Linked DNA regions of Homo sapiens: region 1 is linked to region 2. Evidence: read pairs that join two places in POLR2A ChIA-PET (ENCODE). Cell type or tissue: K562. All regions are shown on one strand. Each heading gives the region's core, and the rest is flanking DNA. Links, peaks and the distances in the headings are about the cores only.

Region 1 (5,625 bases), core at 1-4,000, 270 kb before region 2:
TCCGGGCCTGCGCTGTTCAGGCTTCTGCGGCCACCGTGAAGCTTGCTCAGCCTGAAGCCTCCCTCGCCGCATGGCCACGTGTACCAGCTGTCACCGTTCGGGGGGCCAGCCAGGCGCCTGCACCCACCATGGGTCCTCGTTGCCTCTGGAGGTGGATTCACTCGTTATGCCCACGCAGCAGAGGAGGAGCCTGAGGCCTGACTTATGTTCTCACGTGGTCTAGGGTTCACCCTGAGTCTGCCTGACTGCGGTGCCGGCCGCTCTCTGATCAAAAGACTGCGCTTGCAGGGGCTCCCTGGGTGACGCCCCATTGTGGTCGCTGGGGTCACCCGGAGCCACGGACAAGAGGGCAGGTGTTCCCACTGATGGAGCTTCCCCCTCCTTGGGCTTTAGACAAACAGCTCTGGTTCCCTTAGCCAGGTGGCCTTGGCTCTCAGAGTCCCCTGACCCCACAGAACGAAAGTCTAGGGAGATGGAGGTGCAATGCTGGGGGGCCTGGTGCTCCTGGGGAGGGCTCTGCGGTGGCCCCACCCGTCCCTTTGTCCCCCTTTGTGATCCCCGGCGGTGCACTGGTGGCCTTGCTGTGTCCGAGGCCTGCCCCCCACCGGCCCTCTGCACCACCCCTGCCTCACACCAGTGTCTGTCGGACGGCACCGAGGGGGAAGAACAAGCTCTGGCAAAAGGTTTCCCCCAAGGGAGGGAAAGAGGCCTCTAAATTATTATTATTATTATTATTATTATTATTATAATTTTGAGACAAAGTCTCACTCTCTCCCCAGCTGGAGTACAGTAGCGTGATCTTGGCTCACTGCAACCTCCGCCTCCCGGGTTCAAGCAATTCTTTTGCCTCAGCCTCCTGAGTAGCTGGAATTATAGGCCCCCGCCACCATGCCCGCCTAATTTTTGTATTTTTAGTAGAGACGGGGTTTCACTACATTGGCCAGGCTGGTCTCGAACTCCTGACCTTGTGATCCGCCCGCCTCGGCCTCCCAGAGTGCTGGGATTATAGGCGTGAGCCACTGCGCCCAGCCGGCCTCTGAATTCTAAACGAATTTTCTCTAAACTTTTGGCTGGGACTTTGATCACTAACTGTCCAATGACAGGATCATTTTAGGAGCAAACTACCATGTATGTTTCCGCCCTCATACTAACCAAGCACTGTAGAAAGGTGTACACCACTTTGAATTTTAAGATTTGTTTTATGTGGCTTCGGAATTCCTGGGAGCTGCTCCTGCTCCCTGCCTCTGTCCCCACCAGTGCTGACAGTCCCTTTGCCCTCCAGGAGACCCTCAGACCAAGCCCGGCCCTTCCTTAGCAGGGAAGCCCCGGGCTCCAACAGACAGCCATGTGGGGAGCTTCAGGGAACGCAGCCGACGCTCCTGCGGCAGAGAAGGTCCTTGTGGCCCACAAGAAGCCAGCGTGAGTCGGGTGTGGCCGTGCCCTTCCTGTGGGCTGTGTGGGGCCCGGCCTTGCTGTGTGGCCCTGAGGGGTCTCCTGGTCCATCCCATGGGTGCCCCAGGGCCCTTCCCAGCAGATGCCTTCAGTTCTGAGGTTTGCCAGTTCTCTGGGTCTCACCCTAAGACTCAACACCTGGGCAGAAAAACAGACTTTTTTTCCATGGTGGCAGGGCCCAATGGGAGGAGGGGAATCTGGCAAGTGGGGGTCTCCACAGCCCTCTTTTGAGTGGTCTTTGTTCCTTTACCGTGGTCGCTGGAAGCACAGGGGCTCCATCCAGCTACGGGAGGTGGACAGAGACAGAGGCCACACCCCAACAGTGTCATTTCTGCAACGTCTCTCCAGCAGGTGGCTGAGGACAGCATGAGCGAAGAGGGCTTGGAATCGGGGCTGGATTTTGCTGAGAGCCCCGTGGAGGAGTCCCAGGAAACCGAGAGCTGGCGATCGGGGGAGCAGAGGTGTGGGGCTGAGCTCCCTGGAGCAGGGGTGGAGCGTGAGGCACGGAGACGGGTTCAGCCGGTACCCCCTGTCCCCCTGCTGTGGGGACCCTCACTCTCTCCTGGCACACCTGTGCTGCCGGGGCACAGCCCTGCACCCACCCTGAGCCCTCCTGGGTCTGACCCACTTTTGGAAATAAAAATGTCACCCATGAATCAGCCCAAGGTCAGCAGAGCGGCTTCGAACCCCCTGGGAGTGGCAGCCCCACCCCCCTCTCTGCCACCTGATCCAGTGGGATTGAGACTGGATGCCCCCAAAGACAAGCCCTCGGGGAGCCCTTGCCCTCAGGGTCACTCAGGTGGTGGCAGAGGACTGGCTGGGATGTTTTTCGAGTGTGAGCTGTGGACTGAGCCTGGTGGGGTCCCTGACAGTGGGCCCTGGGGAAGAGGCCAGGAGGACCAGGATCCCCACAGGGTTCTCCACGAATGTGCTTGCAGGACGGAGGCCTGTCAGCAGGAGGTCCCCGGCATCTCCTCCACCTGGCTGGAGGCTGCCCAGGCCGCTGCCTCCCCAGGTAATGCCCCAGCCCCCAGCCCCTCCTTCAGCCATCGAGTCCCCACTAAGGGTCCCCCAAGCCATTTCTACATCAGAGCCAGCTTCTCCCCACAATACGCAGCCCCTGCCTTCCCCACTGCCTAGCTGGGGGGCTCTGCCCACGCACCTCCCCATCACAGGGTTGCCAGGGGAGGTGAGTGACGGTCAGGGATCCTCTGTCTGGATCCACCCACATCCCTAATGAAAATAAAACAAGGCAGAGCCAACCAGTCAGTCCTTGAACCACAGCTGTGGTGCTATGAGGCCGGGTGCCCGAGGCTCGGCAAGGCCCCTGGACATGACTCATTGCGTGTGGGTGGGGGTGGGCGTGGTGAACCCCTGGGTTGGAATCACAAGGGTCGAACACGCTGGCACCCTCGACGCTTTTCCTGCCTCTGTTCAGGGTGTTTCTCTGTTCTGACCTCCTGGCTTTGGGGGTCGTGGGATATGCATGGGGTCCAGGGTGCAGAGGGTGACCACTGTTGATTGCCCCCTCTCTTAGCAGCTCCTGTGGTCCCTGAGGAGGCGGCGCCCCCAATCCTGCACCAGGGCAGTCCCCTTCTCCCCACCACCTCCTCCTGCGGTCCAGGCTCTGAGTCTGCTTCTGGAACCTGCTGGGGGCCTTCGGAAGAAGCCACGGTGTCATCCCACACCTCCCCAGCAGGCTCTGTGAGCAGCCTGTCCTGTCCCTCTCTCTGGGAGTTCCAGAAAGCAGCGGCTACCCTGATCCAGCTTTCTGGGAGCTCCAGCTCTCTTCCCAGCTTGGAAGCTGAAGACTCCCCAGACGAAGGTTTCAGCTGGCCTGGAGAGCTCTCTGCCCGACACTCCTCGGGGGAAGCTGGCCTGCCTTTGTCCTGGCGGTCAAACCAGGGTGAGCCTCGGCCAGGCAGTGCTCCTGGGGGTGGAGGATGGGTGACCTGGCAGAGGCCCCAGGGCCGCAGGGCCGGCCCCCTGCGTGGCTCCTCCTTGGACACGGCCATGGCAGAAGTTTCAGCGCCGGAGCAAAGCCCAAAGGCAGGCTGGCTACTGCCTTTCCCAGACATCCCCTCTCCAAGGTCAGGGTCAGAGCTGTCAGAGGCCTCCAGCAAAGTTTGGGAGGAGGACTGCGAGGAGGACCTGCCAGAACCCTGTACCGGGGCCAAGCCAGCCTCGGGGAGCTCCCTGCCTGCAGGTGGCTCACTGGGCCTTGGAAGCGGCGTGGAGCCCCAGGTGGCTCCTCCCTCCCCACGGTCCGGGGAGGGGCGGGAAGCTTCTGGGACCAGCGAGAGCCTGAAAGGGGGTGTCAGAAGCGGCATGGAGCCCCAGGTGGCTCTTCCGTCCCCATGGCCTGGGGAGGGGCTGGAAGCTTCTGGGACCAGCGAGAGCCTGATGGGGGTGTCAGACACAGGAGAAGCCCTCCAGGCACCCCCTGAGGCCGCCGGTGTGGTGTTCCCGCTGCAAATCTCTTCTGCCGGTGACTCGGACTCACTGCTGGTCTTTCCTTCGTGGACCTCTTTGAGTGAAGGGGCAGATTTCGGCAAAGGAGGAGAGACTTCTGGCTACCAGGAGGGAACCCGGGATGCTGACCCGAGCCCATCCACCAAGAGCAAACTCCCGTACCTCATGCCAGAGCCCGAGACCCCGGTGACCCTGCAGGCTCCTCCTGGGGACCCAGGCAGGCTGGCACCTCCAGTAGCTGAGAGCCGGGCGCCTGGGCCTGGTGGGAATGGGGCCCCCACTGTCCTGGAGGAAGCCTGTCCCCTACTTGCCGGTGACGTCTTGACTGAGATCCTGTCTCCCGTGGACGAGTTGCTGTCCTACGGCAGTGCCGACCTCCCGTCCTCCATCCACAGGGAGGCCCCCCTACCCCCACCTCCTCCCACTCCCCAAGCACAGAGTGATGGTGAAGACACCAACCCATGCTCGGATGCCTTCCCTTCCCCGCCCTCGGGGCCCCTTGAGGAGGACACCGCCATCACCACCCAGGATTTGTCCTCCTTGTCTGAGGAGAGTCTGCCGGAGGGACTGTTTCCTGGGCCCCAGGGGTCGGCGGGAACCCAGTAGTTGGGGCTCTGCCCAGGGGTGGCTGGTCCGGGTGGAAGCGTTGACGACCAGTTGGGTAGATGCAGTTCTGCAGCAGGGGATGAGGCCGGAGGCAGCCAGTGGCCTGAACCTGTCAGCTGGCCAGGGCACTCGTCGTGTGAGGGGTCAGGCAGTGCCCCTGGAGGGCTCCCAGGGCCATCAGTGCAGCCCCCAGCTCCATCCAGAGTGGCCTCTGTGGCCAGGGAAGGTCTGTCAGGGCTGTTGGCAGCTGGTGACGTGGAAGTGATGATCGGCGGACTGGGCTCCTGTTTTGGGCACAGGGTTCTGGGCTGATGTGGCCTTTGAGGAGGTCTTGGGCAGTCGGGGAGAGCCCTGGGAAGGAGCGCAGAGCTCTGGGCATGCAGAGAGCCGGGGTGGGTAGCGGGGCAGCTCTTAGTGGGTCTGGATGAGCTCCTGGACACTGCCTCACCTGCGGCAGGGTCCCTGGGCAGCCGAGCCTGCTTGGCCAAGACCCCCACCAGGGGCCAAGACCCCAAAGAAATGCTGGGTAAGAACAGGAAGGCAGCCACACCCCCACAGGCAGCCACACCTCCATGTCCCTGGTTGGCAGCCCCGGCAGCCTCTCTCCCAGGCCAAGTGCCCTTGGCCGCCAGTGGAAAGTCTGGGTCCCTTGAGCATGCTGGTGAGGACGTTGAGGGAGGCCTGAGCTGCCAGGTAGAGGACCCACCCAGGCCCGAGGGCTCACTGGGCAGAAAGCCGCTCCTGGAGACAGACTCAGGCCGCTGTACCCATCTCCCAGGTGTGGAGAGAGACCAGGCAGTGGACTTGGTCTCCACGTGGCTCACCAGGAGGGTCCTGCGTGACTCCTTAGCAGCTCTCTCCACACAGGCCCCCAGGTGCAGCCCCTAGGGAGTGTTTTCTGGAACTACAGAGGTGCACAGGCGTCCACAATGTCATTGTGAGCTGTGTGTGGCATACACATGCACACGTGGGAGTAAGAACCTAGAGGCCTGGACTTTCCCAGGGTGGACCGGCCGGGCGGCCGGCTGTGCGGGACAGTCTCCTGGACCTTTCCCCGGTGGACCGGGTGGGCGGCCGGCTGTGCAGGATGGTCGC
Region 2 (7,778 bases), core at 1,566-5,565:
ACCCAGGCGCGATGCTCAGAGCCCAGGCCTACCAGAGCCCCACCGGGAAGGGAGGAGGGCCAGGCAGCCACAGAGCTCCTGCAGCCTTGAAGGCTGGGTCAGGAGCAGACACCTCTCCCGCCTGGCTCTGCAGTGCCTGGGTCACTGGTGCCCTCGGAGAGCCGGCCAGGCCAGGCAGACCCGCAGCAGCAGTAGTGGCGCGCGCCGCTCCCGGGACCGCGCTTTTCCGCTGCCGCACTGAGTTATGTGCTGGCTGCTTTTGTATTTAGAGAGTGGAGCAGATGGTGGGTGCAGTAACACTTTAAATTAAGGATTCCAAATACACATTAAATTTAGATTTAATAAGACAGTTATTGTATGGAAATTCAGGCCCGCCGATTATTTTGAATATTGGAGTCTGATCACCTACAGCTCCGATGGCTGCGATTTCCACTGAAGGCGTGTGGCAGCTTGTCTACCCAAAGCCCCCGAGGCCCACACCCTCAAGCTCCAGAGCCTGCCCCTCCGTTCCTTCCTCAGGGCCCAGGAGGCCAGTGAGGGGCAGGACATCACAGTGGCTCCTGCGGGGTGAGCCCCCCACGGCCGGGAGCTGTCCTCGGCGGCCTGGCAGATGCCCTGGAATCCACCCGTTTTGTCCATTTTGCAGGAAAGGAAACCAAGGCTCAGAGGGGAGAAGCCATGTGGCCCAGGCCACTCTTACAGGACCGGGCTGGGAGAGGGGACACCCATCTGCAGGGCAGAGGCTGGCCCGGGAGGGGAGCCTGCTGCCGCTGGACATCCTGGGCCTCAAGGACAACCTTGAGGCCTAAATCCCCAGCCTGTCCTGGCTGGTCGGGGCTTCTTCCGTCTCTCCCAGGAGAAAAGCCTCGCTGAGCGAGGGCAGTGGGGAAAGGGGGCGGGGGCACTTCCCGGCCACAGCCCCTCCCCCAGCAGCAGCCTCCCTGTGCTCCTGGTGGGTGGAGCAGCCTCGGGAAGGGGGATTCTGGGAGCTGGCCAGCCCCCACTCCCCGCAGGCCAGCCCATCTCAGCCCCCACAGCCCCAACTTCCCCTCAAACCAGGGGCGGGAAGCTGCTAAGTGCTCAGACGATTTCTTATGGCCACGATAAATCTGGTCTTTTTGTCCCTCCAGAAAAAGAAGGGGGGCAGTCAAGTCTCCACACCGGACGAAGCCTGAGCCCTCGCAACTGCCGGCAGAGCCACGCCCGCCCGGCCACAGTTCCTGTAACCGGCAGCTGCACTGTTTGTAATCACTGCTTGGCAGACATTTATCATCCGCTCCGGGGAGCAGAGAGGCCTCAGTGCAGGCGGGTGGCCTGGCCGAGGGCTGGGCTGCCCCGGGAGCCGCATGGCCTCTCTGTGCCTAGCCTAAGGCCCTGCAGGTGCCCAGCAAGGCAGGAGCACCCCTAGCCTGGGCAGGAGGCTGGGATGCTGGAAGTGTCAGGGGCCTTCAGAGCGTCTAGCCAGGGGCCACCTGCCACCTGGGAGCCGGGCCAACCAAGGTAAAGCCCTGCCTTCCTCCAGGAAGGGGGCCCTGGCGTGGGGCCAGGCTCAGCGCTTTCCTCTGCCCCTCTTTGTCACCTCCAAGAAAGGACCTTGGGATGAAAGAGCCGGGAGATCCCAGAGGGAGGTGGCTGCCCTAGGTGGGAACATCAGGACCCCCAGGGCAGGGGTGAGCCGTGGCAGGGGTCTTCCCTGTGGCCAGTTGAGCTCCAAGGGTCTGTCCCTCACCCTCTGGGTAGGGTGGCCAGAGGGAATACATAAGAATACTTAACACCCAGTGAAATTCTCATTTCATACTAACAACAAATCAATCTCTAGTGTATGACCCATCCAATTTGGGGGCATATTTCTATTTTAAAAATTCATTGTTTATTTAAAATAGAAACTTAGGTGGGTGTTCTGTTCTTTTCTGGTGAGCTTCCCTTACCCCATGGGGTCTCCCCTTGCTCAAGACCCCCAGCTCTGTTCCCCGCCAGACCCCGCTCCATCCTGTCTGGTCCTCTGCCGGGTCTCTGCCATGTGGTCTTGGCCACCCCGACCCCTGTGCCGAGAACACCTTCCCTTTTGTCGTGGCCGCCCCAGCAGGGAGCCTCTTCGGACAGGGCGAGTGGTGCCTCTTGTTCACGTGACAGCGCACTCACAACTCCAGCAACGTCCTTGTTCACAGCCCTCGTCCTGGTTTTCCAAGAACCCGTGTTTGTATTTTATTTTTCCAGACCGGTCTTACTCTGTCGCCAGGCTGGAGTGCAGTGGCTTGTGCAGTGCAGCTCACTGCAATCTCCATCTCCGGGACTCAAGCGATTCTCCCACCTCAGCCTCCTAAGTAGCTGAGACCACAAGTGTGCACCACCACACCTGGCCAATTTTTTTTTTTTAATTTTTGGTAGAGATGGGGGGTCTCACTATGTTTCCCGGGCTGGTCTCGAACACCTGAGCTCAAGCAATCTGCCCACCTCAGCCTCCCAAAGCGCTGGGATTACAGGCGTGAGCCACCATGGCCTGAACTCGTATGTTTAGATCGGTGTCCCCCACTTACTTTGCACACAGGGGCTCAGGACTGTGTCTGCCCTGCCGTCCCCCTGGGTTGGGCATCAGGCTGCCCCTGCTCCCCTGCCCATCACAGCCCAAGGGCTGGATGCCACTGGCTCTCAGAGCCTCCATTTCCTGGTTCCTAAAGGGGGAGGGCAGTGCTGGCCTGAAAACTTGGCTTCTGGTGACAGTGGCAGGAGCCACCTCTGCCTGCTTTTCTCAGGGAACGGTGGGCAGCCCATGGAATCACGGGAGAGACAGGAGAAGGAGGCCCAGAACGCCCAGAACAGAGGGACCTGCATGGCCAGACCCTGCCAGACTCACGGGCGCAGGCCACCAGGGAGGTTGGGCCCAAGCCCTGGGAGGTGCCAGTGGCCCTGCCTCTACCCCAGGTAGATCCCAGGGGTGAGGTCTGTGCCCTGCCATGGGGAGCCTGGGGAAGCTGCTGGGGCCTCTGCCTCCAGCTAGAGGCACACGGCAGAGAGGGCCCCACATATAGGGGCACCCTGAAAATGGCAGGATGAGGGAGGAGGGTAGGGGTCTGCACACGGCATCTCTGGGTTCTTGGGGATATCAAACAGGATGGGGCTGTGATGTGACTGTCTGACTTCAAGACAGGGGAGAGGAGAGGAGAGATGGGGAGAGAGGGGAAGGAAAGGGCGGGAAGTGAGGGGTTAAAGAGGGGTGTGGAGAGGGGAGGGAAAGGGCGGGAGGGGAGGGGAGAGGGGAGGGAAAGGGCGGGAGGGGAGGGGTTAAAGGGGGGCGTGGAGAGGGGAGGGAAAGGGCAGGAGGGGAGGGGTTAAAGGGGGGCGTGGAGAGGGGAGGGCTGGGGAGGGCAGGTCGGGGAGCTGCTGCACCTGCAGAGGCCAGAGGCCGCAAGGCTGGCTCTCTGCTCCCTGTGTGACCCTCTGAGGTGCCCGGGGGGCGCCGTCTGCTCCACGAAGCAGCTCCATGCATGCTTTGTGCATGTGCTTCCTGAATTAAAAAACAGTAACAGTGACAAATGGCAACGCCACCACAGCAAGCCTGCCCCGTCTCTGCCTGCAGATGCTCCCACAGCTCCTGGGGAAGGAATTTACCCAAAACGGACAGGGCGGGTTCTGCCCACCTCAGCCCTGCAGCGCACCTGGGATAACAGACAGAGAAGGGGCCTCCCATCACAGGGGTCCGAGGCCCCCTCCCCACTGAGCCCTCCCTCAAATTCTCCCCCGGTGCCCATCATGACTGCCCCAGAGACCGGAATCCAGGAGCCTGCAGGGTGTGGGGGTGCTGGCTTGGATCCAGGCCCCAGGCCAGGCCCACAGCGGGGGGCGGGGGGGCAGGCCCGGTGGGAGGCCCCCAGAAGGGCCCAACAGCCCCAGCAGCCCCTCTGCTGCCTCTCGCTCCTCCAAGACCCGCCCGCGGGCACTGCTCACTTCTGCGTAGTCTAACCGGGGAGGTTTCAGCCGGGAAGCTGTCGCCGGCAGTCTGCAAACATCCCCTTCCCGCCGCCGCCTGCCAAGTGCCACCAGCACCGACAGCTTGCTGCGCAGTCGGTCGCACAAGCTGCCTGGCCTGGCACCGGGCTGCTCGCCGGCCTCCCACAGGAGTCAGCCGGGAGTCTGTCCCCGGATGCGCTCAGCCTTGCAGCCTCCCCCAGGGCTCCAGGCCCTGTTGTGTCCCCATTCTGTCCAGGGCTGTGTCCTCCATGCCACCCCCCACAGCTGCCTCTGCAGTCCCTGAGTCCCCGTAGACCCGGAGGAAATCCGGAACCCCCGTGGCTAGAGATTAAAGAACTTTAGGAGATGGCAAATTTCGGAAGAGTTGAGGAGCCCTAGAAAGGAACATGAGTGTCACCGAGCCTTGGGGACCGGCCACCCTATCACCTTTCAAGGTCAGCCCTGCACTGGCGCCCAAGGTTTCCACCTTGAGCTTCTATACGGGAGCTGATGCTGCGTGTCTGGTCGTGGCTCTCCAGGGACCTGGGATCTTATCTGCCTTTGGGATTCCCTCCAAGGGTCCCTGCAGCTCCTCTGAGGTGCCCTCCTTGCCCAGCAGACACTGAGCATCGACACCTACTCTGGCTAGGAGAGTGGTCGTAGGCCTAGGCCTCAGCCAGGCAGAGAGTAAAGCCCCCCGCCACTGCTTTGGGAAGGGTTCGGCCACCCCCGCGTGGGCCCACTCTGCCAGAATTGGCCCCCAGTGGATGTGAGGAGCTGGTGCAGTCACACCCTCATCAGCCCTGGAGCACGCTGGCAGAGCAGCCTCTTGGGGGGGCCAGAGTCCTGGCCCCACCCACACCCCCATCAACCTGTGGAGGTAGACTGCAGCCCAGACCACGCCAGGCTCTGCAGAGCCATCTCCCTGGGCCTTCTGCTGTGGGGAGGGGGAGGTCAGGGCCACCCAGGAGTCCCCTAGCCTCAGGGCCCTGTGTCCCCCAAGTCCAGTGCCCAGCCGAGTCTCTGAGCTCCGGCCAGCCCTGAGGCTCCCAGGCTCCCGTGAGCCCCTGGGATAGCACTCCAGGCTCAGCCTTCAGGACTGGGTTGCACAATTTAAAATTAATAATCGCGCTGTCTCGTGGCCTCATAATTAAGTGTCTGTTCATCCCCATTATTGTCAGAGAGTGATTTGTTGTTCTCTGGGCACTGAAAATCAACCTGCTGAAGGGAGGGGCCTGCGAGCCTTCGGGACAGAGCTGCCCGGGGAACACGGTGCACCCACCTCCCCCAGGGGCCCAGAGGAAGGGGCCCAGCTCCACGCCTCAGGCTGGGGACCCTCGGCCTCCGCTTACTTACCAAACACTCTGGGGGCTTGGAGGTGGCTCTGGGACTCTCCCATTGCCTTGGGGGCTGCCAGGCAGAGTGCGAGGAGGGGCAGCTGCTTGGTCCGATCCCGGGGCTTGTTTTCCAGCAAGCCTGGCCCGGCTGCCTCAGGCTGAGACTGTGAGCAGATGCGGAATGCTCCCGGGTGCTGTGTTCACTCTTGTACCCCAACGCGCCTGTGCACACAGACACACACACGTGCACATATGCACACACGGGAACATATTAAGACTAAAGGCGTCTCCAGGCGTCTCCTCTTAGGAGTCCCACTTGCGGCTCAGCTTCTCTATCAGGAGGGGATGATGATCCCATGCCTTCCCCTACTTCTTACGCATGAGGTTCTGCTGAACGATGGTAGAGCCAGCAGCCTGCCAGTCTGTCTCCAGGAGCCCCCAGCCCAAGCGGGCCCCATCAGGCGGGGCACTATGAGGGTGGGGCCACCTCGCTGGTCCCTGCATCACCTCTTGACTGTCTGGGCCCTACCTGCTTCCAGCGAGCAGTGCCCTGGAGTCGCCTCCTGTGACACCTGGCTTGTGAGTCGGGTCCCCGGGGAGCAGCCCCTGAGGCTCTGAGGGACTCTGGGAATCCCAAAGCTGGCCACACACTCCCAACCCAGGGAGACTCCCCACCCAGGGAGGGGCGTGCTCATCATTTGAGAAAAATCCAGCAGATGCTCAGGTCCTGGAGGATGTGCAACCCCAGCCCTCCTGCACCAACGCCCCGCGCTCCGCCCGGCCCCAGAGGCCAGAGGATGGGCGGGGGCCAAGGACGGGGGCTGCTCATGGCAGAGATCACCTAGGGGTCCTGCCTCAGGATCCTGTGGGCTCCCAGGGGGACCCATACTGGAGGAGGGGATCCACTCTGGCTTGTGGTCCCCAACAGCAGAAAGAGGGGCACCCCCTTCTGCAACGCCACACAGTTTCCCTTGGGACCAAGGATCCTCTGACAACTGGCCTGTGACCACACGGGCCCGAGCTCACGGGGGCCAGTGTCAGAACCCGGCGTGGAGTCTGGAAAACCCTTACATCCCAGAGTGACCCAAGGTCATCCTGCAACCACGCTTGCCACCTGCAGACATAAGACTGGGCAGGGATAGGACTGTTTAATTTTCCTTTGGGCATATTTATTTATTTATTTATTTATTTGTTTATTTATTTTATTATTATTATTTTTTGAGATGGAGTCTCTCTCTGTTGCTCACGCTGGAGTGCAGTGGTGCAATATCAGCTCACTGCAACCTCTACCTCCCAGGTTCAAGTGATTCTCCTGCCTCAGCTTCCCGAGTAGCTGGGATTACAGGTGCATGCCACCATACCCAGCTAATTTTTGTATTTTTAGTAGAGATGGGGTTTTGTCATGTTAGCCGGGCTGGTCCTGAACTCCTGACCTCAGGTGATCCACCTACCTCGGCCTCTCAAAGTGCTGGGATTACAGGCATGAGCCACCGCACCCAGCCCCTTTGGGCATTTTTAAAATCGGGGCTAAAGCAGATAAAGGAGATTTTTTTTCTAAGGAGGAGAAAATGCAAAGTCATGAGCTAACAAAAGAATTTGGTCAAACGTGACCTTCTAATAAGAATTGACGTTAAAATTATGGTTTTAGCCATATTTCCTTTCAGGAGCAGTTAAAGACGCTTTTTGAAGGTGAGAAAATTAATTTTTGAGTTTATATTACACACTGTAACACAGAGGGCTGTGCACACGGTGATGACATTAACCGTCACGTACTTGGCAGAGGCAGTGTGGACTCTGGCCGGATGGGATCCCGGCTTGCTGGGCCTGGACAGAGGGGCTGCACCCCCATGTCTCCAGCCAGGGGAGGGGCAGGGGCCCAGGCCCCCCGGGAATGGCAGTGGAGGGCTGGACCACCAGAGGCCCCGACCAGCTTGTCCGAAAGGGTGGGCTGCTCGGAGCCTCCTGTGAGTACCAGGCCGAACGTGCAGGCGAAATTCCAGTCACGTGTGGGGCTTGGTGCAGGCTGGGGTCAGGGGTCAGGGGTCAGAGATGCAGCCGGGGCCTCCATCAAGCCTGGGTTGGTGACCAGGGAGCTCCGGGAAGTCCCTGGCTGCCTGGGAGCCGGTGCTGAGGACCCGGCACGGCACCCCTGCACTGCTCCAGGCCTGTCAGAGCCAAGGGCCTGTGTGTGCACCAACCGCCCACCGCGTGCCCCCCAGGCTGGCCCTGGGTGCTTCCTCCCAGGAACCCCCCGAGGCGGGCGCCATGGACACCCTCATTTTCTGTGGAAGGAAGCAAAGGTTCAGGGTGGGGTGTTTTGCTCAAGCTCACGCTGGGCAGGGCCAGCATTCCTGCCCTGCCCATCTCACCCTGAAGCCAGATCTCCTTCCCCTCCCTGGGCCTCAACCTCCCCACCTGGGAGTGGGGCAGGCCAGGTCCTCTAGGCCCCCTCCAGTCTCGCCTGCTGCTGGCACTGGCTGTGGCAGGGGACTA

Evidence for each region. Peaks named below come from ENCODE experiments on the same cell type or tissue, not always from the same donor. Only the 100,000 strongest peaks of a DNase experiment are listed, where the experiment ranks them.
Region 1: POLR2A ChIA-PET joins it to region 2 with 5 read pairs; 2 of 35 experiments call an interaction of 5 or more read pairs at or near these places.

What each region holds. Positions count from the first base shown.
Region 1 is chr9:136,252,499-136,258,123 of GRCh38, reverse strand. CCDC187 (coiled-coil domain containing 187) reads left to right here. Exons shown (of 26, transcript NM_001378188.1): 23 at 1,283-1,419; 24 at 1,801-1,913; 25 at 2,391-2,467; 26 at 2,990-5,625. The coding sequence ends at 4,530. Among named protein-coding and RNA genes, the nearest start is that of QSOX2, 9.5 kb to the right of the region's middle. In K562, for the core only: CTCF peaks have their summits at 1,801 (motif pointing right) and 3,670 (motif pointing right); DNase peaks (open chromatin) are centred at 1,803, 2,773, 3,111 and 3,672; H3K27me3 peaks cover 933 bases.
Region 2 is chr9:135,986,314-135,994,091 of GRCh38, reverse strand. No RefSeq gene overlaps it. Among named protein-coding and RNA genes, the nearest start is that of UBAC1, 29 kb to the right of the region's middle. RefSeq lists enhancers at 456-1,133, 1,114-1,173, 1,134-1,811, 2,489-3,166, 3,844-4,522. In K562, for the core only: no CTCF peak of the experiment used is centred there; a DNase peak (open chromatin) is centred at 3,301.